Linked DNA regions of Homo sapiens: region 2 is linked to region 1. The links are chromatin loops, found by intact Hi-C in ENCODE. Cell type or tissue: heart left ventricle. All regions are shown on one strand. Each heading gives the region's core, and the rest is flanking DNA. Links, peaks and the distances in the headings are about the cores only.

Region 1 (15,641 bases), core at 2,823-10,822:
GAATTGAAGAGGGTTCCGGCCTTGCTCTGGTTTAGGCTTTGGCTTAAGGAAATGTTGTGGTTGGTTTGGTCTTCTATCCAGACCACTCAGACTTTCTCCGTATCAGCAATAAGGCTGTTTTACTTTCTTGTCATTCATCTGTTTACTGGAGTAGCACTTTTAATTTCCTTCAAGAACTTTTCCTTTGTATTCATAACTTGGCTGTTTGGCACAAGAAGCATAGCTTTCAGCCTATCTGGGCTTTTGACATATTTTCCTCACTAAGCTTAATTACTTCTAGCTTTTGATTTAAAGTGAGAGATAGGTGACTCTTCTCTCACTTGAACACTTAGAGGCCACTGTAGGCTTATTAATTGGCCTAATTTCAATATCGTTGTGTCTGGAATAAGGAGGCTGAGGAGAGGGAGGGAGATGAGGAAACAACTGATTGGTGGAGCAGTCAGGGCATACACAATATTAATCTATTAAGTTTGCCTTCATTGATCACAGATCACCATAATGGGTATAATAATAGTGAAAAGTTTGAAGTACTGCAAAAATTACCAAAATGTGACACAGAGACATAAAGTGAGCATATGCTGTTGGAAAAGTGACACTGATAGACTTGGTTAACATGGGGTTACTATAAACCTTCAATTTGTAAAAAAACATAATTTCTGCAAAGTGCAATAAAATGAGGTATGCCTATATATTTTTCTCTTAGGCATGTTCCTTATTATATTAACTATAAACAGCATCATTACTAATGAAGTTGTAAACTAGAATTTAATCAGTATTTGAAAATGTATGGTGTCCCTTGCAGAAATGGAATTAATGACAAAACTCGTAGTTATTACCTGCTATTTTATTTTCCATAGTTAATTTTAAGAGGTTCTTATAAAGTTGTTTGGAGGTACTCTATCTTCGCAACAGTTAAAATTGTAATATTTTAGGCATATCTCCTCCTCCTATTTTGTTATACAGAAAAGCTTTAGCTGATAAACAGATTGCATTCTAAAAGTTCATAAACTATTTTGGAACTTAGAAAGTATTTTTTCATAGTAAGTTTAGTAAATATGTAAATGCGAATAGGTTCCCAGGCTATCCTACAAAAGCCTAGTGAAGCCATAGTTAGCTCAAATATCTACATATTTACAGTGACACATAATAGAAAATAATATGGCAAGAATAGTAGTTAACACCAGAACACTGTTAAGAATTAGTTTTGAAAAATTTTCTTCTATGTGTGATTGATACAGGGATTTAATCAGAGGGAGGTCAGGCGTAGAGACTTGCGGGAGTCTGGCAGGCCTTTCTGTGTCCTTTCAGGTACTTTATAGGTTGCTGGCATTTCTTTGTTTTGATATTGGTATACAGCAGAAATGCTATCTTTTTGCTTACCGGCTATGGTTAAGATTGTATTTTAGGTTCTGAGTGGAATGAAAATGGTAGAAAAGAAATTGTTTCCTCAGGTAAAAAAGATAGGAAAGAACAATGGAAGACAGAGTAACCTAGGATGTGTGTTTGAAAAAGAAATTGTTTGAGATAGATTTCATTGACACACAAATAATGCAGGTTTAAGGGAATAGGGGTAGAGTATAACATGCAAATGATTCCTGATGGAGGAGAGCAAAGGTGTTGATAAAGTGTTTTGGGTTAGCAATCCTTATGCTGGTCAGTAAGTGGTTTTGGATATCTTTGGAAGCTATTTAGAACTGGGAATGGGGAGTAGAATGCTACTATGGTATTTTTATATGAACTGTTTCAGTATTTTTTTTTTCATAACATGGTACATCAGCTCACCAAAAATATTTAAATAGCTTGATATACATTTGGAGTGTTTTTTGATGTATTAAACTATTATTAAGAAAATATATTTTTTGAATGTATGAAAAGTAAAAGTAAAATATTGTACTTTAGCTAATTCAACAGATGCCTAAAACTATTATGTGATGAGAGAGATTTGGTTTTTACATTCCTTTTTTTTGTTTGTTTATTGATTAGAAAAACCATGCTTCCTTTTTCAATTTCCAAAATGTTTCATATTTAGAAGAAAGCAGTCCAAAAAGAAAATCAGGAAATGTTCCTTCTATTCCTACAAAAGTAGCACCTGTTGTTAGGCTATGTATTATTACTTAGTATTGTGATAAATCTGTTGAAGTGTTTAAATGTTTGCTATCTGTTCACTGATGTGATTTGCCTCGGGAATTTCTGGCTCTCTTTTTACTCGTTTTAGATGATTTGTCTCTCAGGTAGCTTTGTATATCAGCAAAATGACACAGTTTTATATTTAAAGGTATTTTTGCAGTTTATATTAGAAGATGTAAAGACTCTTACTCAAAATGTGTGGTTATATTGGACCGAGTTATTTTTATGGATTTATTTTAGAATGTAAATTATTCAATTCACTTTCACTTTTATAAGTAATGGAAAGTATACTAAACTTAGGAATTGGATGAGGCAATTTGGATGAGTACTATAAGACTATAGTATAGTTTTTAATACTACACAGTCTAAACTGTAGTGTTATACTCTAGTTTTTAATACTATAGAGTCATTGCTGTTATACATGGGGCATTGGTTCCAGGACCACTGGGCACATCAAAATCTTTGCATATTCAAGTCCTGCAGTTGGCCCTATGGAACCACCGTATGTGGAAAGTTGGCCCTATGGAACCACCGTATGTAGAAAGTTGGCCCTCTGTATATGTGGGTTTTACACCCTGTGAATACTGTACTTTTAATCTGTGTATAAGTGGACCTGCGCAGTTCAAACCCATATTGTTCAGGGGTTACCTGTATATAACCTTGAGCAATTTTACTTATTTTTTGAGTCTCAGTTCCCTTCTCCCTGATTTAGTACTGGTTCTTCCTCCTTTGTAGGACTGTTGCTTGGATCAAATGAGATAATGGGTCTAACTGTGCTTTTAAACTGTAAAGTGCTTCACAAATTTATTTGTGATGATGAGTGATGATGGTTTGGTGATCATGATTGGTCCTAGGGAAAACTGTCAAATATATGAATTTTAACTGCATTATCTTCTCAATCTGTTGAATTGACTTCACTCTTTTAAGAGGGTGATTGCAGGGTCCGAGGTCATCTCTGAGGAGGAAGTAGAGGTATTTATTTTGGTGACTTTCAGACTTTAGTTTCCAAAGTATAGTAGAAGCCTGTAGAAATTTGTCACTTATAAATGAACAAATATTTTTTCAGACTGCTATCTGCATAGTCATAAAATGGGACGCCCCCAGTGTGTGATAACTGTAAGTGTTGCCCTCATGGATTGGGTATTAGTTGTTAAATCGTAATTGATAAAGTATGTAGGACTGACTTAGAGTAAGCAGTAGTCTTCTGGGAGAAAGCAAATCCTGTCCTCTCTCCTCCCCTCCCTACTGTTTTAATTCAACAGCAATTTTTGATTTAATAACCTCCACTTTAAAGTGATTAAAAATGTGTGTAAATTTGTATGCTGTGCTATGGAAAAAGCAGTTTGGATTAAGGAGTGCAGATATCTGCATATTTCAGGTGAGGGCAGGGTTGGATAAGCTGTTATATTGGGGGCATTTGGGTTGTCAGAATGCAATATTGAGGACCAAAGGGATGTCTAGTAGGCCAAGAACAGACCTAATTGATTTAAAAAATATATTTAGAGCACTGATCTGGTATTACTGTCACTAAAGATTACAGTAAAATATACCAGCTTTTTGAGATCTATTTTCTGGCTTTCTTCTGGCTGCTCAAGGTTGATGTTTCTAGAATGTGACCACTGACTGGATCAGTGAGTGAGTAATTGTATTTTTAAAAGTAATTATTTACTTCTTTAGTTTAAGTACTTACCATTTTCTCTTTTCATCCATGTATAGCGTACTAATTCTTTGATAATCTGGTAACCTTCCTTCTTAAGAAAAATTTAAATATAGTGTCTACCCTTGCCCTCCAAATTGGGCAGCTTGTAAATCAAACGGATAAGCGTGTTTTTAAGAGTTAAAAATTCTAATGTAAATTCCTAAAAGCCAAAGATTTTTATGCACATGCTGTAAGCCTTTTAGACGTGTATGGAAAATAAACCTGTTTCTAAATTACGTCTTGAAATTATTTCAAGTGAGGAGTTAAGACCAAGTGAAATATTTATTCACTTTGGGTTTGGTTTGATTTTATTCCAGTTCAGTGAAGTTAGAGAAAAGGAAAATACACTTGATTCCAGTTTATGGCTTACAAGTAAAATAATATTTAAGTTCAGACTGTTGAAAATTAGCATGTTTCTGATTTTAGGTTTATTGTTTGGTTTAAAGTAAAATTTGGTTTTGAGGTAAAACCAAGAAGATAAAAAATTGAGTCAATTAAAATTGGCTCAGAAGAAGTATGGATATTTCAAAGAAAAAATTGGAGTGGCTAATAGATATTGGCCTCAGCACCTTTTGTAAGATATTTGGAGTTTTAGGTTTTGCTGAACACAAAAAGTTGGTTTCAGGGCCTAAATACCCATCTCTTATATTTATGACATGGTCCTTAGCAAAGTAATGTAGTAGGACACGAGTTTTTCAGTAAATGGACAGGTCTGAATCCTGTGGATATGAGTTGTTGAAGGGATTACTTTGAGCAAATTATCAAATCTTTTTGAACACCGTAAATTTTCCCATTTGTTAAAATGAGTGTTCTGAGTATGTCACAGGCTTTTTGTAGGAATTAAATGGTATATTGTGGCTCTTCAAGTGTGGTAGCTGGACCTGCATTAAGAAGCATTTGAGGTGCTTATTAAAAATACAGTTTCTGGAGCCCCACTTCAGAGCTACTGACCTTTTGGGGGATATATTCTAGGGTCTTCATTTTAGTAAACTCCCAGGTGATTCTTATGCCCACTGTGAGTGGTGCTTGCAAACTGTAAACAGTTCTCAAGGAATATGCTTACATAAATTGAACTTAAGATCTCAGTTTTGTCTCCTGTCCAGTTTTTGCCAATTGCTGCATATTGATGCTCTAAAGAAACCAGAATTATTTGGAAAAGGGTTAGGAACAGAGTAAATTTCCCACCCATACCTAAATACACATGTGGGACATTGAGTCATTTGTTTTGGCTGCTTGTTGTCACCATGTTTTCAGTAAGCCCTCCATTCTGTTTTACTACTTGTAAGGCTTTTCTATATATCTTCTCCCCAGGAATTTATATCTGACCAATGGCAAGCATAGGAAGACACAAAAGCACTACTTAGGTTTAACATGAATTAGTCAGTTCTCAAATCCTAACAATTCTGCTTGAATAATTCTTACAAAGTCTGTGGCAAACCTTTGCTGAGCATTTGCATTGTGCTGAACCTAGTGCACATGGGAAATGTAAATGATTCCAATAATGTCTAGTTTTTTTTTTTTTTTTTTTTTTTTTTTTTTGAGACAGAGTCTCACCCTGTCTCCCAGGCTGGAGTGCAATGGCGTGATCTTGGCTTATTGCAACCTCCACCTCCTGGGTTCAAGCGATTCTCTTGCCTCAGCCTCCCGAGTAGCTGGGATTACAGGCGTGCGCCACCATGCCCAGTTAATTTTTTGTATCTTTGGTAGAGATGGGGTTTCACCATGTTGGCCAGGCTGGTCTCGAACTCCTGACCTCATGATCCACCCGCCTCGGCCTCCCAGAGTGCTGGGATTACAGGCGTGAGCCACTGCGCCTGGCCAATGTCTAGTTTTTCTAAGAGCTCTTAGTGAAGTAAGGGGTTCAGACTTTTAATTATAGGGCATTGTGATAAGTACCGTGATAGGGCACATGTGAGTGGTAAAAGAGCATAGTGGAGCAGAATAATATATTCTTTCCTATTTCCACTGCTAATAATTTGAAGTTCAAAGAAACTGTAATTTATTGAGCACCCACTAAGTGGCATGCATTTAAAAAACAACAACTGTGTAACCTGTGCTATTCAAGTGTCACAACCCTAAGTAGCAGCTATTTCCATTTTATAGATATTAAGTAGGTTGAACTTGTGATATAAACCTTTGTATGACTTCAAAGCCCATATTCTTTTCATTAGGCCTCTAAGGACAAAATTTGATTTTTTTCTTTTTAAAGAAGGGGATGTTATGATTCTTCAGAATTGATATCTGTTAATTTCAGTAGCATGATGTCTTCCTGTGATTGAAAAGAACTCTGGAGTCTTTCTGTCATCTCTTGTCCTCTGCCACCCTATGTTTTCCTTTTCATTTCTAAAAGTGATAAACAAGTAAACATCTCCGGAAGCCAGCCTATGTGACATCTGTCCATTTTGTTTTCTCTGCCTCTCCTTTTATTTACTCTTCCTATCCCCAAAGGAAATTTAGTAATTGTTTTTTTTGTTTTTTCTAATCTCTTAGGTTAGAATCATGTGAAGATGAATGGTATCTAAGGGAAAAGACCTTGTTAGAAAGATTTTTATCACATGAAGTTTACATAGAAATTGCCCTGGAATTTTTATCCTGCTGTTGATCATTAGGGTTGATTTGATTGATTCAACTGCTTGGTTGATATTTCCTTTCTTTCTTCATAGTTTCATTTGTTCCAACATATATAAGCAGTTGTGCACTCTGGCTAGAGCTTCCGCATCATAAATAAAGCCCCTATTTTAATCACAAGAATAAGTTCATTTTTGAATTTTCTAACTCTGATCCCATGGGGCTCAGTTTTCTACTTTTTATTCCCTTTGCTAATTAATTTTTATGTTGTTTTCTTGTTTCTAGCAGTTTGTTTATTTTGGGGAGAACATCTTTGCTTTTTAAAATTAAATTTATTTTATTTAAAAATAAATAGAGACAAAGTTTCACTATGGTGCCTGCCATGGCCTCCCAAAGTGCTGGGATTGCAGATGTGAGCCACTGTGTCTAGCCCAACATCTTTGTTGTTGTTGTTGTTTGTTTTGTTTTTGCTTTTTTTTTTTTTTTTTGACAGAGTCTCACTCTGTCTCCCAGGCTGGAGTGCAGTGGCATGATCTTGGCTCACTGCAACCTCCGCCTCCCGGGTTCAAGCAATTCTCTTGCCTCAGCCTTCCAAGTAGCTTTTTGTACTTTTAGTAGAGACGGGGTTTCGCCATGTTGGCCAGGCTGGTCTCGAACTCCTGACCTCAGGTGATCCACTCACCTTGGCCTCCCAAAGTGCTGGAATTATAGGCTTGAGCCACTGCGCCCGGCCAACATCTTTGTTTTAATAGTTTTTTTTTTTTTTTTAAACGTGGTTTCTTTGGATAAAGAGTTGAACTTCAACTTAACCTGAAAAATTTACAGTGGCCAGAGTTTCCTCTTCTGACAGTCTTATGTAAACATCCTTTAAAAATAGCTGTGTGTTATTTCTCTACATGATAGAGAAATAATTGGCAGTGCCTTTCCCTCTGCTAATACTATTGTTAGACAGAAAATGTCATGAAAATGCTTTGTATCTTCTGTGTATTCATGGGCGGTGTGCTGATTTCTCTAGGCTTTTGTTGCAGACTTTTAATTTTCTGTTATTTCTACGTGGAGACTTCATTCTTGAGGTGAAGGAAAATTTTTATAGAGGCAGTCATTGCAGACTTAACTCTCCACAGCAAGGTCACCAGAGTATTTATTAGACTGTGGCATGACTTTTCTCAGTTTGTAGTACACCTTATTCATATTCTCTAAAAGCACCTCAGTTACAAAGTGTCTCAGTTGTTGCTTTTTCTCAGCACTGGATTTTAAGAACTAGTCTCCTTAAAACAAGAAACATCAAATTAAATGCCTTTGTTAAATGAACAAAGTATGTTCAGCTTTGAGATTTATCATTTGAATAAAATTAGAGTGTCAGTGCCAGACACCTACCTACGAAATATTTAAACATCCTTGAAGTGGACTTTTGGCTTTTGGATACTCCCTCCATACCTTGGATGGGTCCATGTCACCGTATTCATCGTGGAGTGGATTGGTCTGAGGAGTGACTTGAGAAGACTTCAAAAAATATGACTACAAAATGTTGTTTACAGGTACAATCCTGTTTTTAGGAGATTGAGAACTAGGCTGTGTGTATTATTTTGGGATATGCCTAAACCGCCAAGGCTTTTGTAAAAATTGTATTCTAGACTGGATACAGTGGTTCACACCTGTAATCCCAGCACTTTGGGGAGGCTGAGGTAGGATGATTTTAGACTTAAGGCCAGGAGTTAGAGACCAACCTGGGCAACAAAGTGAGACCCTGTCTCTCCAAAAAATAAAAAAATAAAAAATATTAGTGAGGCATGGTGGTTTGTGCCTCTAGTGTTAACTACTTGGGAAGCTGAGGCAGGAGGATTGCTTGAGCCCAGGAGTTCAGTGTTACAGTGAGTGAGCTATGATCACGTCATTGCACTCTAACCTGGACGACCCTGTCTCTTAAAAAAGAAAAAAATTATTCTGTATTTAACAGCCTTCAATAGAAAGTGATTGTTCTGTTGTATACCGTCTTTTCATTGCGTCATGAGGGGTCTATTCTGGTTTATGTATTTAAGATTTATCTATTATGGTAAAGAGTAGGGATTTAATGCTGTGTTTTAATTATGTAGGGAATTTGTACAATGTGAGTGAAGTCCTCTGACGGGAGAGAGGGCCTGAAGCTGAACTAGTTCCTGCTGCTGTGCTGTTGTACCTTCAAGGCGGTTTCGAAGACCAATTTTATTATAATCGCTAGTGCCATATAATTAGTTTGGAAATTACTGTTTCATGTATGCTAGGAAATTTAGTACTGGGCAAAGTGGTTATTTTTTGTTTAAGCAGATTTGTTACAGTTTCTAGTTTTTCTTGAGGATTTTGGTCTCTTGGAAGCAGTGCTATGGTCTGAAATAGCCCAATTTGTTGTAGCAAATATTAAGTTGTTTGGATGTCACAGAATCAACTGTTGTACAGTTTTATTTTTGATATGGTTTTGCTTTGGTATAAATTTCAAAACCTAATGTTGCCAAAGTGTCTCTGGGAATAGATGTTGATATTAAGGAGTACATGGTTGAGGCCAGAAAACTATAAAAGCCTGTTGATTTATTCTCTTACTTCCTATTACTCTGGAGCTGATCCTTTTACATTATGTTATTGGAAACATTATCTTCTTTTTTTAAGGGGAAATGGAGAAAAGAATATGAAGTTAGTGGTAGTGGGAAGGTTTTAAAATACAGCAGAGGCAGCACGAGGCATGCGATGAGTTCTGCTACCTAAAGCTTTATGATAAATTAATCTATTATAGGTATTAATGTAGATGAAACAATGAATGGGATTGTTCTTTGTAAACAGTACAATTTTATACAGTTGTTATCTTATTGCCAAGTTGGCTAATTCCAATGCCAAATGGTAATGCGCTTTTCCTTGGCACGCTAGTTGCTGACCGACCCATGGCACTACTAATGTTCATGCCAAGTCATCCCCCATATTGCCCTGCCATTCTTTTCAGCTCTGCTATTTATCTTTTAATTACTGCTAAGGTAGTAAGTACCTTGTCTCTAGATGTGCAAAAGTGTGAAAGAATTGGTCCTTGTCTACATCAAATCTCAGCTTAAAATTAAGAGGCCTTAAGAGTCTCTTTCAGCTATAGTATCTGTAGGACCTGTTTTACCTTTCCACTCTGCTTTTAATACTTTAGCAGAATTGTCTTATTTGATGCTTTTTCCCATTTGCAAATTATGATGCTGGGATAGACATTCCTAGGCTCAGTGGCTGGAGTGAAGAGATGCTAAATCCCAGGGTTCTAATGGATATCTATCATAGCTAGTTTTCAAACCCTTGAAATGTTACCTTTTTTAAAAAGAAGTAGAACCTGTGGAGGCAAATAGGGAACGTCATCACAAATGCTTATATTGCTTAAGTTCTCTTACTAGAGCAAGGAAAATACAAAGGTGGGGCTCCTGTTTCCTTTATTGAAATATGGTTATGCAGTAGAAAAACATAATTTTTGGTTGGACCCCAGACAGTTTTTGTTTTCCGTTTTTCAGTTAATTAAAATTGTGGAGTACAGTAGGCTTTTTGTGTTGCTGTTATTGGAAATGGTCTTGCTGTGTTGCCCAGGCTGGAGTACAGTGGCATGATCTCAGCTCACTGCAGCCTCCCGCCTCCTGGGTTCAAGGGATTCTTGTGCCTCAGCCTCCCTTGTAGCTGGGATTACATGTGTGCATCACTGTGTTTGGCTAATTTTTGTATTTTTAGTAGAGACAATGTTTTGCCATCTTGGCCAGGCTGGTCTTGAACTGCTGGCCTTGAGTGATCCGCCCACCTTGGCCTCCCAAAGTGCTGGGATTACAGGTGTGAACTACCATGCCTGGCCATTTATTTATTTATTTATTTATTTATTTAGAGACAGGGTCTCCCTTTGTCACCCAGGCCAAAATGCAGTGGCGCAGTCTTGGCTCACTTACAGGCATGTGCCACCACACTCAGCTACTGTTCTTAAAATCTATATTAGTTTATTAATGATCCTTTGTTTTGTGAGTTAGATGTGAGATTTTGCAAGCAACTTGTTCAGTGGAATTTTTAATTCAGAGTCCTCGAAATCTTTTTTTGGTGTTACAGTTTTGACTTGGATAACATAGGGAAGAGTCAGACTATGTTTGAAATAACGTATGCTTTTTATGTTCTCTTGAGACAATTGGATTGTAAGAATGCATTCAATACCTTGGATTTTAACCTTTCTGGATCTCTTCATTTAGAGTTTAAGTTCAGAAGACTGTGATTCTGTTTTTAGGACTGCTAAGATACAGGTAAAGAAAAGTTATTTTACAAATGAGGGAGAGAATAACTTATGATAAGGTTTATAGTCAGCTTGAAAAGTTGTAGTTAAGATTAGCATAGAATTTTGGGGGGTGGGGCATGATAATTTAGAACTCAGATTAAACTAGGTTTTTAGCAAATATACCTAAGGTTTATTTTACTGAGGGATGAGACTTGAAGGGAGAGTTTGAAAGCTTTGAAAACTGCTTTTTTTATATTGGCTTATGCTGGGGTTTGTGTGCATTTAAAGCATATATAATACTGCTGTAAATAAAAATGGTGGTGCTGACAAGATTTGAGTTCTTTCTTTTCACAAGTGGTTTTGGATTTGGGGTGATTAAATCATGCCAGTTTGAGTGTTTTACCTTGGACCTAAAGACATAAATATTCAAGATGGCTGGCCATGATAAATATAGACTGCCTGTATTTCACCTGGCTATCTTATGAAGGAATCCCTCATTGCTTTTGAATCTGTCATGAGTGCCATCTTTTTTTTTAATTATTATTATACTTTAAGTTGTGGGTTACATGTACAGAACGTGCAGTTTTGTTATATAGGTATACATGTGCCATGGTGGTTTGCTGCACCCATCAACCCGTCATCTACATTAGGTATTTCTCCTAATGTTATGTCTCCCCTAGCCCCCCACCCCCCACAGACCCTGGTGTGTGATGTTCACCTCCCTGTGTCCATGTGTTCTCATTGTTCAACTCCCACTTATGAGTGAGAACATGCGGTGTTTGGTTTTCTGAGCTTGTGATAGTTTGCTGAGAATGATGGAATGATGGTTTCCAGCTTCATCCATGTCCCTGCAAAGGACATGAACTCTCCTTTTTTATGGCGGCATAGTATTCCATGATGTATATGTGCCAAATTTTCTTAATCCAGTCTATCACTGATGGACATTTGGGTTGGTTCCAACTCTTTGCTATTGTGAATAGTGCCGCAGTAAATGTACGTGTGCATGTGTTTCATAGTAGAATGATTTATAATCCTTTGGGTATATGCTGAGTAATGGGATGGCTGGGTCAAACGGTATTTCTAGTTCTAGATCCTTGAGGAATCGCTACACTGTCTTTCACAATGGTTGAACTAATTTACACTGCCACCAACAGTGTAAAAGTGTTCCTATTTTTCCACAACCTCTCCAGCATCTGTTGTTTCCTGACTTTTTAATGATCGCTATTCTAACTGGCATGAGATGGTATCTCATTGTGGTTCTGATTTGCATTTCTCTAATAACCAGTGACGATGAGCATTTTTTCATATGTCTGTTGGCTGCATAAATGTCTTCTTTTGAGACGTGTCTGTTCATATCCTTTGCCCATTTTTTGATGGGGTCGTTTGCTTTTTTCTTGTGAATTTGTGTAAGTTCTTTGTAGATTCTTTATATTAGCCCTTTGTCAGATGGATAGATTGCAAAAATTTTTCTCCCATTCTGTTTCTTTTGCTGTGAAGAAGCTCTTTAGTTTAATTAGATCCTATTTATCAATTTTGGCTTTTGTTGCCATTGCTTTTGGTGTTTTAGACATGAAGTCTTTGCCCATGCCTATGTCCTGAATGGTATTGCCCAGGTTTTCTTCTAGGATTTTTATGGACCTAGGTCTTAACGTTTAAGTCTTTGATCCATCTTGAGTTGATTTTTCTATAAGGTGTAAGGAAGGGGTCCAGTTTAGTTTTCTGCACATGGCTAGCCAGTTTTTCCAGCACCATTTATTAAATAGGGAATCTTTTCCCCATTGCCTGTGCGTGTCAGATTTGTCAGAGATCAGATGGTGGTAGATGTGTGGTGGCATTTCTGAGGCCTCTGTTCTATCCCTTTGGTCTATATATCTGTTTTGGTACCAGTACCATGCTGTTTGGATTACTGTAGCCTTGTAGTAAAGTTTGAAGTCAGGTTACATGATGCCTCCAGCTTTGTTCTTCTTGCCCAGGATTGTCTTGGGTATGCAGGCTCTTTTGTGTTTCCATATGAAATTTAAAGTAGTTTTTTCCAATTCTGTGAAGAAAGTCAGTGGTAGCTATAAATTACTTTGGGCAGTAAGGCCATTTTCACGATATTGATTCTTCCTATGCATGAGCATGGAATGTTTTTCCATTTGTTTGTGTCCTCTTTTATTTCCTTGAGCAGTGGTTTGTAGTTCTCCTTGAAGAAGTCCTTCACATCCCTTGTAAGTTGTATTCCTAGGTATTTTATTCTCTTAGTAGCCATTGTGAATGGGAGTTCACTCATGATTTGGCTGTTTGTCTGTTATTGGTGTATAAGAATGCTTGTGATTTTTGCACATTGATTTTGTGTCCTGAGACTTTGCTGAAGTTGCTTATCAGCTTAAGGAGTGTTTGGCCTGAGACGTCAAACAGAGACAATTTGACTTCCTCTCCTCCTATTTGAATATGCTTTATGCTTTTTCTTGCCTGATTGCCCTGGCCAGAACTTCCAATACTATGTTGACTAGGAGGGATGAGAGAGGGCATCTTTGTCTTGTGCCGGTTTTCAAAGGGAATGCTTCCAGCTTTTGCCCATTCAGTATGATATTGGCTGTTGGTTTGTCATAAATAGCTCTTGTTATGTTGAGATACGTTCCATCGATACCAAGTTTATTGAAAGTTTTTAGTATGAAAGGCTGTTGAATTTTGTTGAATGCCTTTTCTGCATCTATTGAGATAATCATGTGGTTTTTGTCATTGGTTCTGTTTATGTGATGGATTACATTTATTGATTTGCATATGTTGAACCAGCCTGTCATCCCAGGGATGAAGCCGACTTGATCGTGGTGGATAAGCTTTTTGATGTGCTGCTGGTTTCGATTTGCCAGTATTTCATTGAGGATTTTCGCATCAGTGTTCATCAGGGATATTGGTCTAAATTTCTTTTTTTTTGTTGTTGTGTCTCTGCCAGATATCATTTGGTATCAGGATGATGCTAGCCTCATAAAATGAGTTAGGGAGGATTCCCCTTTTTTCTATTGATTGGAACAGTTTCAGAAGGAATGATACCAGCTCCTCTTTGTACCTCTGGTAGAATTCGGCTGTGAATTTGTCTGGTCCTGGACTTTTTTTGGTTGGTAGGCTATTAATTATTGCCTAAATTTCAGAACCTGTTATTGATCTATTCAGAGATTCGACTTCCTGGTTTAGTCTTGGGAGGGTGTATGTGTCCAGGAATTTATCCATTTCTTGTAGATTTTCTAGTTTATTTGCGTAGAGGTGTTTATAGTATTCTCTGATAGTAGTTTGTATTTCTGTGGGATCAGTGGTGATCCCCTTTATCATTTTTTATTGCATCTATTTGATTCTTCTCTCGTTTCTTCTTTATTAGTGTTGCTAATGGTCTATTTTGTTGATCTTTCAAAAAATCAGCTCCTGGATTCATTTATTTTTTTTTTTGAAGGTTTTTTTTCTGTCTCTATCTCTTTCACTTCTGCTCTGATCTTAGTTATTTCTTGTCTTCTGCGAGGTTTTGAATTTGTTTGCTCTTGCTTGTCTAGTTCTTTTAATTGTGATGTTAGGATGTTGATTTAGATCTCTCCTGCTTTCTCTTGTGGGCATTTAGTGCTCTAAGTTTCCCTCTAAACACTGCTTTAAATGTGTTCCAGAGATTCTGGTATGTTGTGTCTTTGTTCTCATTAGTTTCAAATAACTTATTTCTTTCTGTCTTAATTTCGTTATTTACCAAGTAGTCATTCAGGAGCAGGTTGTTCAGTTTCCATGCAGTTGTGTGGTTTTGAATGAGATTCTTAATGCTGAGTTCTAATTTGATTGCACTGTGGTCTGAGAGACAGTTTGTTGTGATTTCTGTTCTTTTACATTTGCTGAGGAGTGCTTTACTTCCAATTATGTGGTCAATTTTAGAATAAGTGGGATGTGGTGCTGAGAAGAATGTATATTCTGTTTATTTGGGGTGCAGAGTTCTGTAGGTGTCTATTAGGTCCGCTTGGTCCAAAGCTGAGTTCAAGTCCTGAGTATCCTTGTTAATTTTCTGTCTCCTTGATCTGTCTAATATTGACAGTGGGGTGTTAAAGTCTCCCATTATTATTGTGTGGGAGTCTCAGTCTCTTTGTAGGTCTCCAAGGACTTGCTTTATGAATCTGGGTGCTCTTGTATTGGGTGCATATATTTTAGGATAGTTAGCTCTTCTTGTTGAATTGATCACTTTACCATTATGTAATGGCCCTCTTTGTCTCTTTTGATCTTCGTTGGTTTAAAGTCTATTTTATCAGAGACCAGGATTTTTTTTTGCTTTCCATTTGCTTGGTAGATCTTTCTCCATCCCTTTATTTTGAGCCTATGTGTGTCTTTGCACGTGAGATGGGTCTCCTGAATACAGCACATTGATGGGTCTTGAGTCTTTATCCAGTTTGCCAGCCTGTGTCTTTTAATTGGGGAATTTAGCCCATTTACATTTAAGGTTAATATTGTTATATGTGAATTTGATCCTGTCATTATGATGCTAGCTGGTTATTTTGCCCATTAATTGATGCAATTTCTTCTTAGCATCGATGGTCTTTATAATTTGGCATGTTTTTGCAATGGCTGCTACCGGTTGTTGCTATCCATGTTTAGTGCTTCCTTCAGGAGCTCTTGTAAGGCAGGCCTGGTGGTGACAAAATCTCTCAGCATTTGCTTGTCCGTAAAGGATTTTATTTCTCCTTCACTTATGAAGCTTAGTTTGGCGGGATATGAAATTCTGGGTTGAAAATTCTTTTCTTTAAGAATGTTGAATATTTTCCCCCTACTCTCTTCTGGCTTGTAGAGTTTCTGCCGAGAGATCTGCTGTTAGTCTGATGGCCTTCCCTTTGTGGGTAACCCAACCTTTCTCTGGCTGCCCTTAACATTTTTTCCTTCATTTAAACCTTGGTGAATCTGACAATTATGTGTCTTGGGGTTGCTCTTCTTGAGGAGTATCTTTGTGGTGGTCTCTGTATTTCCTGAATTTGAATGTTGGCCTGCCTTGCTATGTTGGGGAAG
Region 2 (15,641 bases), core at 2,757-10,756, 70 kb before region 1:
AGATTCAGAAGAGATCTGGATTTATTGTTGGTTGCTGAATAAGACGTAAGATGATTTTTGCAGTTGAATTAGTGAATTATAGTAGAGAGATGCTAGAGCCTTTTTAGGGAGCTAGTAGGGTATGTTGTGAATCATGAGGGAATAAAGTAAAATGTGAAAGTGGGGTGAAAGGAACAGGTTTGAGAGACAGTGTGAATGAAGAACTGGCAGAACTTCATACTGGACTGAAGTGGAATATTTGTGAAGGAGTCAAGAGTTAAAAATAAATTCTGATGTTACTGGCCTGGAAGACTTGACTGCTAAGTTATATTGTTAATTGTAATGGGAAAATTGAGAAAGTGCTGAGGTGAGAGGGTAGGTGAGTTCACTTTCTTAAAATTTAATATACAATAAGTTCCCTTGAAATTCAGACAGCAGTTAGTTACTGGCAATGATATTTGACTTCCTAGTCTATTAATTGCACAGTTTCTAATTTTTCTACACCTAAAGATGTTGGATTTATATTCGGGAGCAGTAAACTAAGGGCTTTTATTTAAATGCTTCTCATCAAAGTCCTAATTTTTTTTTTTTTTATATACAGCTTCAAAAGCCTCACACTTGAAACCTGGTTATAATAGTTTCATGATGGCTTATTTCAGATCAATGAAAATACTTTTGGGACTAAACTGTGACTGTAACATTTTAGATATGTAGCCATTAATCTTTGATATATGCTTAAAACTTGTTTTTTATAAATAATGATTATTACTATTATTTTAAATGCAAAATTTATCTAAGAATAAAGTATTGAGAGCCTTCACTTTGTGAAGACTCCAGAAGAAATTAAAAGTTGATTTTATAACAAGTATTTTTTGCCCTTTTTGTTGAGTTTAGGCATTAATCCCAAATTTAAATCAGTATATTTGAAATACTACTTTTTACTTGCTATAGTGAAACCAATGTTTCATTTTTGTTCACTTCCAAGTTTACATGTAATTAAATAAATGTTTATAAAGTTTTTCTTTAGAATCACATGATATTTTACTCCATAGGGAAAGTAAGGGACTGTTTGTGGCACTTTTGGTTAAAATATTAGTAATCCTTTTGGTATATACAATTGGAGAAAATTTAGCTAGTTGTTTAGGTTTAATACTTAAATATAAGATTTAGAAATATGAAAATAAGTCTGTATCACTTAAGTTGTTTCCTCATATAAAACTTTTTTAGATCAAAATTTCTATTAGCAAAGAGAGAATAATAGTAGCTGCATATTATTCTGCAGTATTACGTCGTATGGTGATTAAAGCCAAAGAGTAGGTAGCAACTTAGAGTTTCCGTATTCCCCTGGGAAGTTTAATCTCTTTATGACATCTAAAAATTAGGTTATTAGAGTTTAGTCCATTTCTTGATAATCCTGTGTTAATGTGGAAAAGAGTTCATGTGTGAGACTGAAAACCAGAACTTTATTTTCAGTCATTTCCCAACCCGACTTCCCCAGAGTTGTTAAAACGTTTAAGATATTTAAGAATTGCATGCTTTCTTGTTGCATGCACCTGTAGAATGCTAATTGTGAAGTGACAGTAAGTCACAGGCAAAAGGAAAAACTTCAAGGGAACCCAGTGATTCACAAATCACCTTATGGCTGATTGGGAACTGCATTTAGAAAATGAGGTGACATCTTCTCATTTCACTGGCAAAGTTCAGCTGAAAATCAGTACTTGCACGCTTTACTGTGTAGCCCTTATATTAGAATTGAGTTGCAGGTGTGAGATAATATTTTGGAGAAACAGCAAGGCTGGGAAAGTCAGAGATTTTATTCCAGCAGCAGAGTCTAAAGAGTGGGAGAGCTCTATTTGTGTGTGCACTTTATGCATAGAGAAGGCTGTGAAACATGCATATGTTGACCCTATTGTCACAGTTCCATACTTTTAAATAAGACCCATGAAGTTGAGACAGGGTTGGAGATGACAGACAGGATGTGAGATTGTGGTGCTTCTTGTGATGCTCCACCCTATAATGGAGAATGGAGGGGCAGAACGCTTGTGTGGGTGAGACAAGAGTGTGTGTTGGTACTAACAGGACCAACCGGGTTCCCCGGATATTGTTCTTCTAAGAACATAATCACCATAAGTAAATTAATTTGTTGGAATGTTTATCATTTTCTAGCTGATTTTTTGTGTGTGTGTGTGGGGTGGTGGTGGTGGAAGGGGAGTTTTCCCCGATTTCAAGAATAAAAGCATTTTCATTGTTCAGAAGAAGAGCATTTTCATTAAAGCGGAGGTTGCACTCTTGGCATTTTATCTTGAGTTATACAAATCATCCTTGGTTATACAAATCAAATTGCTTTTGAAATTTGTTGAGTGTAATGTATAAATGTATATTTATATAAAAACCTATGTGAATAGAACAGCAAGGAAAAACTGAGTAGAGTTAAAGAAGTTTGTTTTCCCTGAGATTTTCTGCCTTTAAATTTATATAAAAAAGGAATATTCCATTTTACGTTATTGAGTTTTCTATTTTTTTAAATGAGCTAATACTCAGTACATAATGGACATTTTTAGTAAATTATTCCAATATACTTGTGTCTGTAATGCATTTGATGTGGTATAAGATTTAGAAACACAATTTAGTTCGGCTGGCACGGTGGCTCACGCCTGTAATCCCAGCACTTTGGGAGGCCGAGGCGGGTGGATCACGAGGTCAGGAGATCAAGACCATCCTGGCCAACGTGGGGAAACCCCGTCTCTACTAAAAATACAAAAATTAGCGGGGGCGTGGTGGTGTGCGTCTGTAGTCCCAGCTACTCAGGAGGCTGAGGCAGGAGAATCGTTTGAACCCATGAGGCGGAGATTGCAGTGAGCTGAGATCGTGCCACTGCACTCCAGCCTGGGCGACAGAGAGAGACTCTGTCTCAAAAAAAAAACAAAACAAAAGACAATTTAGTCGATTTGGGTTCTTAGTTTATAATCCCCCTTACCATTTTTGCTTATATTTTGGGAAGAGAGGTCAACTTCCAAACAATGTGCAGGTTCCAATTTTATAAGTGATTAAATCTTATATTTTTTGTATTGAATAGTTTTCTTAGCATGTTTGGTTTGATCACTTGAAGTAATGATGTATTTGTCTTGAAACTAGTTTTGTCAAACCAACTTTTTATTTCCAGAGTACCATGGTTAACAACAGCACAAAGCCAAGTCCTTAACGTGTTCCCTTAATAACATGGTCTAAGGTTAATTTCTTGATTCTTATTTCAAATCAATTCAGTAATAAAAAGTACACTTTTTTTTTTTTTGAGATGGAGTCTCGCACTGTTTCCTGGGCTGGAGTGCCATGGCGTGATCTGGGCTTACTGCAACCTCTGCCACCCAGGTTCAAGCGATTTTCCTGCCTCAGCCTCCCAAGTAGTTGGGATTACAGGTGCCTGCCACCACACCTGGCTAATTTTTTGTATTTTTAGTAGAGACGGAGTTTCACTGTGTTGGCCAGGCTGGTCTCAAAATCCTGACCTTGTGATCTTCCCACCTCGGCCTCCCAAAGTGCTGGGATTACAGGCGTGAACCACCACATGTGGCCGAACTAAATTGTGTTTCTAATTTAGTTTTCCTGAAGAATAACAGCTATGCATCAATGTGGAATTGTGTTATTTGGAATCTCACCTTATTGGAATTGGCTGGTAATTGACAGTAAACCAGAAGTGCTCCTGAGCAGCTAATATCTGCAGACAAATGGAGTGTAAACTTTGCTCATAGGTTAGTTTTCAGGCTTTTATTAACGGTTCCTTGTTATTATTTAACATATAGTTGTAATTCATTGAGTTGTCTGGGTTTTTTTGAAATCACAGATCAGGGGAATGGATAGGTACTGATTAAGCATTATGCTACTGAAAAGAATGGATGATTAGGGGAAACAAGCATATTGGGATTACTTAGTGTATGTAGGGTATGTAGGTTCATATAGTTCCAGGGTAAATCATTCTGATAATTGTTGAAAATGTTCACCCAGAGAAATTTTTTTTTTTTTTTGGAGACAGGGTCTCGCTGTGTTGCCTATGCCTAGCCTGGAGTGCAGTGGCACAGTCTTGGCTCACTGCAGCCTCTGCCTCCTGGGCTCGGGTGATCTTTTAACCTCAACCTCTGGAGTAACTGGGACTATAGGCATGCGCCAACATGCCTGGCTAGTTTTTGTAGTTTTTATAGAGAGGGGGTTTCGCCATCTTGCCCAGGCTGGTCTTGAACTCCTGGAATCAAGCAATCCTGCCTCAGCCTCCCACAGTGCTGGGATTACAGTCATGAGCCACTGCACCCATCTGAGAATATTAATTCTCTTTTAAAGAGGCAGGAGGCAGAAAAATCTCTTGTGGAAACCTGGGCTTCTGCATAAACTACATAAAATATCTGTAATTTGTTGATCACTGAAGTGATGAAGAGAACTGGGTCACCTCTGTCTGATTCACCATCTTCTAGTTGGATTTCAGCAGTATGGATAAAGGTACTAAAGTCTTTAGTGTGCTAGCCCAGGGTATTGTTTCCAACTCTTTCTTCCATTGTCCATCTACATTTATTAACTCAGCAGCAGAGTTTTATCTGATTTAAGATTTGTTGTCTTACTATTTCTGTTTTTTTTTTTTTCCTCCTTAGTATATATGGAATTGCTGCTTGGATTTTGGCTGGCTTGTACCTTTTGTTTGTGGACTGCTTAGAAGGCACTGCATGGAGTCATTTAAGCTTTCTTATGAATTATGAATAGCTATGTAGAGAGGAACTTTTCTAGATACATTTATGGCCTATGAGAATTGAAAAGCTGGGTATCTTAATTGTTAGGCTGAAGAAAAAGGGTGATAGTGGCAAAGTAGTTTTTCTTTTGGAGGTCTGAGAAATTCTTAGGGGCTTAATTGGCTAATATAACTAGAAAGGTTGGGTGATTTAGGTTTTTTTCCAAGGAAAGGTATCTTATTTAAATGCAACACTGTCTGCTTCCTGTTATTTTATAAAATTAGTTAATACTTTTTTTTTTTTCTCAAGACGGAATGTCACTGTGTCGCCCAGGCTGGGGTGCAGTGGCACAATCTTGGCTCACTGCAACCGCCACCTCGAGGCCTGGTTCAAGGAATTCCCCTGCCTCAGCCTCCTGAGTAGCTGGGATTACAGGCATATGCCACCATTCCCCGCTAATTTTTTTGTATTTGTAGTAGAGATGGGGTTTCACCATGTTGGCCAGACTAGTCCTGAACTCCTGACCTCAGGCAATCTGCTGGCCTCAGCCTCGCAAAGTACAGCAAAATCAGTTAATATTTTTAATTGATTAACACTTTCTTCATGACCTGTGTTGAAGTTATTGAGTTGAGTCAATTGAATTTCTAATGCTAGATTTTGAGTATGTGGTGTGAGCACCTGAAGAGTTGGAGGTACTGGAATTATGTCTGACATCAGACTGATAGTATTTGCAGGGACATTTGCCCTAGTGGAATTCAGGGTTTTCACATTCTATACATTACTTAAATTATGAAGGAAAGGGGGAAGCTTTGAGTTGGTAGACTTTTAATAATAAGATATAATTACATGTATATAGAAGAGCAACGTACTGTATATCATATTCTCATAATATATGGTAATAACGGCAGTAATTATTGAGTGCGGTGTGCCAGATAATTGCATGTTTTATTTACCTATTTTGCTTTAAATTTTAAAAAATGTAATTTACTCACATGGTTCAAAATTTTAAAGATATTCAGTGAAGTCTTCTCTCCTGCTCTGCAACAACCAGTTCTCTTTCCTGGAGACCACTGGCATTACAATTTCTTATGTGTCCTTTCATAGGTATTCTGAATCTTTACGGATTAATGATTTCTATAGTAGACTTGCATTTTGTGTATACATACATAAATTAACAATAGCTTTAGCAGAAGTGTTAGAATTAAAACAAATTTAAATCAGTAACTCTAGAAAATTGCTATTTTTTAACCTATTAAATTAGTAAATACTTATTTCTCTAAATATAAGTTAGTTGGAGAATAAGTGCAAAGATGACAGAGCTCCTCTCGTGGCAATTAGAGGTAAAATGTTAATAGTCTTAACCAATGAACAATTAATAGCACATTTAAAATAGATGTTTATTTCATAATAAAAAGACAGGATAATTTTTTAACTTTCTATTTTTCTAACATCTTAGATGAGAAAACCTGTTCTCTTGAGAGATCAGAGGCGCAGAGTGCGTCAGTGTCAATGAAGCCTGTGCCTTTTACTTCTTTAAGAGCGTACGGTTTCATTCTGCTCCTAAATCAAGCACCCCTTAGTTGTTGAATAAAAATTACTTTTATAAAGGAATATATGATTTAAAGAAATCAAATAGTGCAGAAGGGCTTATGATGGAAAGTAATCTTCTGTCCTCCAGTCCTACTTCTTAGAAGCAACATTGGCTATGACAGCTGTTTCCTCTAGTAGTTTTTGTCATATTTTTAATTATATGCTTTTTATCTATTTCTTAAAATTAATTTTTTTGTCTTATTGTGGTAGACATCATTTATTGTCATGCCCATCTCCCTTTTGCTTTCATACTGATATAATTATGCCACTATTTAAAAACTATTATTTATTTAAATTATTATTCAAATTATTCTCAGTATGTAGACATGGAACAGTATTCTATGTAGAAACAAGTAGTATACAGTGATCACATTTCCTTATGAGAATAGCTTTATTGAGATATAATTCACATACCGTAACATTCATTTTTTCATTACTCAGGTGTTCATAGACTTGTGTAACCATCCCAACCATCTAATTTTAGAGCACTTTTATCATTTCAGAGATAAAGCTTATACCCATTAGCAGCCATTCCCTATGTTCCCCTTCCCCACAGCTCTAGGCAACCACTAATTTACTCTCTGTCTTTATAGATTTGCCTGTTCTGGACATTTCATATAAATGGATTTATGTAATACATGGCCATTTATGACTGTTTTCTTTCTCCCATGTTATAGCATGTATTAGTACTTCATTCCTTTTTATTGCTGAATAACATTTCATTGTATGGAAATCCTGCGATTTGTTTATTAGTTGATGGACATTTGGGTTGTTTCTGCTTTTTGACTAGTATGAATATGCTGCTGTGAACATTTGTGTGCAAGTTTTTGTGTGGACATATGTTTTCAGATCTTTTGGGGTATATACCTAAGTAGTGGAATGGCTGGGTGATATGGTAACTCTCTGTTTAAAGTGTTAAGGAGCTATTAAGCTGTTTCAAAGTGACAGTCACATTTTTTCCTTTGCTTTTAATCTTTTTAGACTTTATTGTTGCCATTTTCTTTCTTTTTTTTTAAATACTGTTTGTAATAATTATAATCTCAATTCTTCCCCCCAAATGTACCAATTTATCAGACATTCTCTGGATTTCTACCTGCCTCCTGCCCCTTTCTTTTCCTGGAGTGTCCTTTTTCCTGGAGCCCTCGTCCAACTGCTGGGATCTGATCTAGTTGTTCTCCAGGCCCCGTTGTACAGCTGTCATCCTCTGACTTCTTTCGCTGCTCTTCAGGGTTGGCTCTCCAGTTTCCTGGATCCCATATCTCTAAATAACATTTCATTGTATGGAAATCCCATGATTTGTTTGTTAGTTGAATAGTTCTTATCTGATAACTGTTTGATAAATATACCTGGAAAAGTTGTTCATTGTTTTTTTCCATATTTGTTCCAAAAGGGCAGTTAAGAAGCTATATACTTTTTGGGCAGATACCCTCACCCTTGCAGTATCTAGATACTGAGAAATAGATGTTGGAAGGTTACTTTGTATCATTTTATTAAGTGATTACCATGCAAACATAAGGCAAGTACAAAAATCTGAAAAATATTAATATTAAGTAATTGTTTAGACTAGAGCTATTCAGAAGAAATATTATATAAGCCAAAAAGGTGAATTATATATGTAATTTTAATTTTCTATGAACCACTTTGAAAAATAGACACAAGTGAAATTAATTCTAGTAATATATTTTATTTAACCTAGTGTATCTAAACTAATAATATATCAAGATGTAATCAATATAAAAATTATTGAGATATTTTACATTCTTTTTTTGGGTAGTAAATCTTTATAACCTAGTGAGTGTTTTACACTTAAAGAACATACTAATTTGGGGGCCGGGCGCGGTGGCTCATGCCTGTAATCCCAGCACATTGGGAGACCGAGGCGGGTGGATCACGAGGTCAGGAGTTCAAGACCAACCTGGCCAAGATGGTGAAACCCCGTCTCTACTAAAAATACGAAAATTAGCTGGGCGTGGTGGCAGACGCCTATAATCCCAGCTACTTGGGAGGCTGAGGCAGAGAATTGCTTGAACCTGGGAGGCAGAGGTTGCAGTGAGCCGAGATTGTGCCACTGCACTCCAGCCTGGGTGACACAGCAAGACTCTTTCTCAAAAAAAAAAAAAAAAAAAAAAAAAAAAAGAACATACTAATTTGGGCTAGCCACATTTCAAGGGTTCATTAGCTACATGTTGCTAGTGGTTATTGTATTGGACAGTGCAGGCTTAGAATTTTGTCCAGGAATTATATTATTTTTGTTATTTTTAAGTAATAGAAAAGGTGTGTGTGGTTTAAAAACACTTCATTGATTTATGCCTTTGTTTTTAATCATGTTTTCAGCTTATTTTGAGATTTAAAAGAGGTTGAAAATTGTTACGTTTTTCAGAAGGGGGCTTGCTGTAGGGTGGGTAGTGATTCTTTCCACCCTTATTTTAGTAAAACTGTTAAAATAGGTATTTAAATTTTTGCTGTTAAGATAATTAGGTGTTGTCCTTACCATGATTGCCTTGGCCTCCGTGGAATTTTTTCGATGCAAATATTCTTTGTCATATATTATTTCCCCTTGCTGTTTCAAAGACCTTAGCTGGCTTTCAGTCTCAAATGCCACCTCTTTAGTCATTCATGCTTATCTCAAGGCATGAAATTCACTTTCATATAACTCCTTCAGCACTCTCTGTGACCCTTCTAATGTTCTTCCTTGTATTCTTGTTAATGTGTCTTGTTTCTCCGTAGGAGATCATAAGTTCCAACATGACATAAAAATATTTTATGCATCTTTGTATTTTCTGCAGTGTGGAGCACAGTCCTTTTTGTATTGGGTCACTTAGTACATATTCTAGTTGAAGGCAGTTTGTCATGTGATATGGTGTCTAGTGGTATGATAGTTTACAGGTCACCAAGCTATTGCTGATGTTTCTAGGAACATTTAAGTTTTGATGTAAGAAATTAAGTTAAATTTGTGTTTTGTTTGTTTGTTTTTTTGAGATGGAGTCTCGCTCTGTTGCCAGGCTGGAGTGCAGTGGCGCGATCTTGGCTCACTGCAACCTCCACCTCCTGGGTTCAAGCGATTCTCCTGCCTCAGCCTCCCCAGTAGCTGGGACTACAGGCATGCACCACCACGCCCAGCTAGTTTTTGTATTTTTAGTAGAGACAGGGTTTCACCATGTTGACCAGGATGGTCTCTATCTCCTGATCTTGTGATCCGCCCGCCTCCCAAAGTGTTGGGATTACAGGTGTGAGCCACCGTGCCCGACCCTGTTTTTTTTTTTTTTCTTAAATGTGAAGGAATGATAGTAGGGAAAGGAAAGAGACATAGAGTATACAGACACTTCTGTTGCACTGTGTGCTTAGCACTGAGTGGCTCTGAAATCTTTGGATGGATGACTGAAAGAAAGGACTTGGGTGCTAGGTTGCACTGGTTGGTAAGCACAGTACCTTTGAAACATTGAGCATATGACGCTACTACGGTATCCCCTTACATTATTTTATTTGGAGTGGGTAAGGACTGAAGAGAGATTTATAACAGTGAAACCTGACAGTTCAATTTCTTTCCTTTCACCAAGTAGCTTACTCTGCAAAAGAATAAAGTAAACAGACAGTATTTAAATATGAGAAGTCTTTTCATCATGGATGTACTTAGGTATGTAATTGTATTGTGGGGGAGTTGTGAAACTGTAATTTTTTTTCTTTTTTTTTTTGAGACTGAGTCTTGCTGTATTGCCCAGGATGGAGTGCAGTGGCGTGATTTGGCTCACTGCAATCTCTGCCTCCCAGGTTCAAGCAATTCTCATGCTTCAGCCTCCCGAGTAGCTGGGATTATAGGTATCCACCACCACGCCTGGCTAATTTTTGTATTTTTAGTAGAAGCAGGGTTTCATAATGCTGGCCAGGCTGGTCTCAAACTCCTGTCCTCAAATGATCTGGATGCTTTGGCCTCCCAAGGTGCTGGGATTACAGGCATGAGCCACTGCACCTGGCCGAAACTAATTTTTACAAGACCTCTTTTTGGGTCTTTAAGATGATGTTTGTTTGTTTGATATGTTAGTATGTCAGTTCTAGAGCTTTCCCAGAGAGGGTGAGAAATATTAATAAACAATAGGGTTTCTATTGCTAAATAATACAACTTCTTTTTTTTTTAATTAGAGGAAAGAGTGTCGTCGTCTTCTCCTTCTTCCTTCTACCTTCTTCCTTCTTCCTTCGTCTTCCTTCTTCCCTCCCCCTCCTCCCACCTTTTTTGGAGACAGAATCTTGCTCTGTTTATCAGATTGTAGTACAGTGGTGTGATCTTGGCTCACTGCAGCCTCAACCTCCTGGGCTCAAGCAATCCTCCCACCTCAGCATCCACATTAGTTGGGTCCACAGGAGTGCGCTACCATGCCTGGCTCATTTTTGTATTTTTTGTAGAGACGAGATTTTGCTATATTACCCAGGCTGGTCTCGAATTCCTGAGCTCAGTCCAGCCACCTTGGTCTCTCAAAGTGCTGGGATTGCAGGTGTGTGCCACCTCACCTGGCCATAATACAAATTCTTAAATAGTGGTCGAATATGACTTTCTGTATTTGGTTTTGAAAAATAAATTGCTTTCCACATATCAGCATGGTATTTCCTTCTGTGATTAAATGTGTGCATTGTGAGATGTTTGGCTGGTATAGGGTACAATTCTTAGACATGGAAGAAATTTACTTTCTCTGTAAGTAGCAAATACTTGTTATGCCCTTCTTGAACCAAGAGGATTTACTAAAGAACAAGGTATAATTCTATTTAAATTCAGTTGAACATCAGGAATAACTTTTACTGAGAGACTCTGAGGCCTTTAAAAAATATGTTTATATAGGCCGGGTGCGGTGGCTCACTCCTGTAATCCCAGTACTTTGGAAGGTTGAGATGGGTGGATCACTTGAGGTCAGGAGTTGGAGACCAGCCTGAGCAGCATGGTGAAACCTCATATCTACTAAAAATACAAAAATTAGCCGGGTACGGTGGCAGGTGCCTGTAATTCTAGCTACTAGGGAGGCTAAGGCAGGAGAATCGTTTGGACCTGGGAAGTGGAGGTTGCAATGAGCCGATACTGCACTACTGCGCTCCAGCCTGGGCAAGAGAGCAAGACTGTCTCAAAAAGAAAAAAATGTTTAATATGTATCTACTTGTGGCAGTAGTCTACTTATTAAAAAAAAAAATGTGTGTGTGTGTGTGTGTGTGTGTGTGTGTGTGTGTGTGTGTGTAATTTCCTGTCAAGGTTGTAGAAAATTAAAGGAGAGTTGTGCTTTTTCAAAGGATAGAGGAGACAGGCCAGGTGCAGTGGCTCATGTCTGTAATCCCTCCCAGAGGGAGACTGAGGAGGGGCGGATCGCTGAGGTCAGGAGTTCGAGACCACCCTGGCCAACATGGTGAAACCCTGTCTCTACCAAAAATACAAAAATTAGCTGGGCATGGTGGTGCATGCTTGTAATCCCAGCTACACGGGAGGCTGAGGCAGGAGAATCGTTTGAACCTGGCAAAGCAGAGGTTGCAGTGAGCTGATACCGTGCCACTGTACTCCAGCCTGGGCGAGACAGCGAGACTGTCTCAAAAAGAAAAAAAAGTGTGTGTGTGTGTGTGTGTGTGTGTGTGTGTAATTTCCTGTCAAATTGTAGAAAATTAAAGAAGAGCTGTGCTTTTTGAAAGGATAGAGGAGACAGGCCAGGTGCGGTGGCTCACGTCTGTAATCCCTCCCAGAGGGAGGCTGAGGCTGGCAGATCCCTGAGGTCAGGAGTTTGAGACCACCCTGGCTAACATGGAGAAACCCTGTCTCTACTAAAAATACAAAAATTAGCTGGGCATGGTGGTGCACGCTTGTAATCCCAGCTACACGGGAGGCTGAGGCAGAAGAATCGCTTGAACCCCAGAGGCAGAGGTTGTAGTGAGCCGAGATCGTGCCACTTGCTCTCCAGCCTGGGAAACAGCAAGACTCCATCTCAGAAAAAAAAGAAAAAAAAAAAAAAAGAGGAGAAGTTCTAGTATGATATTTCTGATATTTCTGCTCTACATTGGAGAAGGAGAACTTAGTTAGAAACAAAGGGTGTGTTTGTCGTATTTGTCATGACTTCCAAAATGGGAGCAGGTGGGCCAATTCCTGGGTCGTTAGAAAAGAAGACCCAGAGACAGGAGATTGTCTTCCGGCACTGTGTGGGCTATGGTATCAATATAAGTTGTATAGCTTGTTGGCTTTCAGTATTTATTTAGGAGTAGGAAATTGTTCTAAAATGCATTTCACATTATATCTAATTAAAAACACATCTTTTTTTGTGTTAATTTCTTACATATAGCTGAGAAAGCCTAGACTTTCTAAAGTCTAGGAAAGAGGTGAGAAATGCTGCTGTGGACCATAGGAGTTGGGGTGGGGGAAGAAGCTAATTAGAAAAAAGTTTGTGGTCATGATAGATTTTGAGTTTCTCTGGATGCTGTTAATGATGGCCGGAATTTTAGAATTCAGATTCAGCTACTCTTTGAATGTTTATTGTGTGCCAAGCACTCTCATTCCATTTAACTTTCATAATGCTCTGTGACAATATTTGCCCCATTTAATGAGTGAAGAATCTGAGGTTAAAAAAAATATATTTTTTTAATTGATTTATTCCGGGGCCTTACAGTTAGTAGGGAATAGGTTCCAGATGTTGATCCCAGGCCCTCCAGACTTGAAGTAAAGGAAGAAAATTTTTTGAGTACTTACCATGTCATTGTACAATAGTAAGCAATTAATTTAAAATAAATGTTACTATGTATATTTAAGATATACAACATGATGTTAATATGATACATATTATAATAAAATGGCTACTGTAGTAAAAGAAATTAACATCTCCATCTCACATAGTTACCCACCCCCTCTCCCTCGCCCCTACCAAGAGCAACTGTAATCTACTCAACTCTTAACAAAAGCCTAGATACAATACACTATTATTAACTATAGTCTTCATGTTGTACATTAGATCTTTTGACATGTTTATCCCAGGTATTTGCTACTTCCTATACTTTGACCTACATCTCCCCATTTCCTCCCCTGCTCAACCTCTGCTAACCAGTTTACTCTCTATCTCTGTATATTTGACCTTTTTTTGAAAAAAGATTTCACATATAATTGAGATCATGATATATATTTTTTTCTGTGTATAGTTTATTTCAGTTAATGTCCTTCAGGTCCATCCATATGTGTGTGTACACACACACATATATATATACACACACTGAAGTTTAACCATTCGTCCATTGATGGACACCTAGGGTTGTTTCCATATGTTGGCTGTTGTGAATAATGCTGTAGTGAACGTGGGAATGCAGATATCTTTACGAAGTGATGATTTCATAATATTTTGTATATACCCAAAGAATAATTACTGGGTCATATGATAGTTCTATTTTTAGTTTCTTTAGAAACCTCCATACTGTTTCCAGAGTGGCTGCACTAATCTGCATTCTCACCAACAGTGTACAGAGGTTCTCTTTTCTCTACACCTCTACCAACACTTAATCTCTTATTTTTTATTTTTATTTTTTTGATAATAGATATCCTAACAGGGGTGAGGTGGTATCTCATCATGGTTTTGATTTCCATTTCTCTGATGATAAGTGATGTTGAGCACCTTTTCATATACCTGTTGGCCGTTTTTTAGGTCACCTTTAGGGAAATGTCTATTCACCTCCTTTGCCCATTTTTTTTTTTTTTTTTTTTTTTTTTGAGACGGAGTTTCGCTCTGTCGCCCAGGCTGGAGTGCAGTGGCGCGATCTCGACTCACTGCAAGCTCCGCCTCCCGGGTTCACGCCATTCTCCTGCCTCAGCCTCCCGTGTAGCTGGGACTACAGGCGTGCGCCACCATGCCCGGCTAATTTTTGTATTTTTAGTAGAGACGGGGTTTCACCGTGTTAGCCAGGATGGTCTCGATCTCCTGACCTCGTGATCCGCCCGTCTCGGCCTCCCAAAGTGCTGGGATTACAGGCGTGAGCCACCGCGCCCAGCCGCCCATTTTTAAATAGAGTTATATGTTTTCTTGCTGTTGAGTTGTATGATGTTTTTATAAATCTTGAATATTAACCCCTTATCAGATATATGGTTTGCCAAAATGTTTTCCCAGTCTGTAGGTTGTCTTTTTATTTTGTTGTTTCCTTTGCTGTGCAGAAGCTTTTTAGTTTGATGTAGTCTCATCTATTTTTACATTTGTTTCCTGTGTTTTGGTGTCATGGAAAAAGTCATTGCCAAGACCAATGTCAAGGAGATTTCTCCCTATGTTTTCTTCTAGGAATTTTGTGGCTTCAAGTCTTATGTTTAGGTTTTTATCCATTTTGAGTTGGTTTTTGTGTCTGGTGTAAGATGAGGATTCAGTTTCATTATTTTGCATGTGGAAATCCATTTTTCCCAACACCATTTATTGAAGAATTGTGTTGTCTTGGTGCCTTTGTTGAAACATAGTTGACGGTCTATGTTTGGATTTGTTGCTGGGCTCTCTATTCTGTTGCACTGGTCTGTGTGTCTGTTTTTATGGCAGTACTAAACTATTTTGATTATAGTTGCTTTGTAATTTAATTTTAACTCAGGAAGCGTGAAGCCCCCAACTTTTTTTTTTCCTCAGAATTGCCTTGGCTGTTCAGAGTCTGGTGGTTCCATGTGAATTTTAGGATTGCTTTTTCTACTCTTGTGAAGAATGCCATTGGGATTTTGATAGGAATTGCGTTGAATCTGTTTTGTTGCTTTGGGTAGTATGATAATTTTAACAATATTCTTTTGATCCATGAGCATGGAATTCTTTCCATTTATTTGTGTCCTCTTCATTTTCTTTCATCAGTAGTTTTAGTTTTCAGTGTACAGGTCTTTCAACTTTTTGGTTAAATTTATTCCTAAGTATTTTGTTTGTTGATACTAACACAAATGGGGCTGTTTTCTTAATTTCTTTTTCAGCTTGGTCATTATTTGTGTATGGAAATGCCATGAATTTTTTATGTTGATTTTATATCCTACAACTTTACTAAATTAATTTATTCAATCTAACAGTTTTTCATGTGGTCTTTGGAGTTTTCTATATATGGGATCATGCCATCTGCAAATAGAGATAATTTTCTGATTTGGTTAACTTTTTTTTTCCTTTTTCTTGTCTAAATACTCTTGATTTAGACAAGCTCTTCCAGCACTTCTAGTATTCTGTTGAATAGAAGTGGTCAGAGTGGGCATCTTTGCCTTGTATCAGGTCTTAGAGGAAAAGTTCTCAGTTTCTCGCCATTGATTATGTAGTTAGCTGTGGGTTTTTCATAGATGGCCTTATTATACTGAGGAACTTGCCTTCTATATTTAAACTGTTAAAGAGTTTTTATCAAGAAAGTTTAACTTTGTTGAATGCT

What was found. Hi-C counts contacts between places; a loop is a spot of excess contacts. Peaks named below come from ENCODE experiments on the same cell type or tissue, not always from the same donor. Only the 100,000 strongest peaks of a DNase experiment are listed, where the experiment ranks them.
Region 2: it touches region 1 in a loop (2.3-fold over the local background); 8 of 110 quality-filtered maps call a loop at or near these places.

The regions. Positions count from the first base shown.
Region 1 is chr3:120,005,374-120,021,014 of GRCh38, reverse strand. The region is part of intron 1 of GSK3B (glycogen synthase kinase 3 beta); the gene reads left to right. Among named protein-coding and RNA genes, the nearest start is that of MIR6529, 71 kb to the left of the region's middle. In heart left ventricle, for the core only: no CTCF peak of the experiment used is centred there; no DNase peak of the experiment used is centred there; H3K27ac peaks cover 1,069 bases.
Region 2 is chr3:120,075,162-120,090,802 of GRCh38, reverse strand. All of the region lies in intron 1 of GSK3B (glycogen synthase kinase 3 beta), which reads left to right. MIR6529 (microRNA 6529) reads left to right here and starts at 6,155; the gene lies at 6,155-6,239. RefSeq lists a silencer at 8,898-8,947. In heart left ventricle, for the core only: no CTCF peak of the experiment used is centred there; no DNase peak of the experiment used is centred there.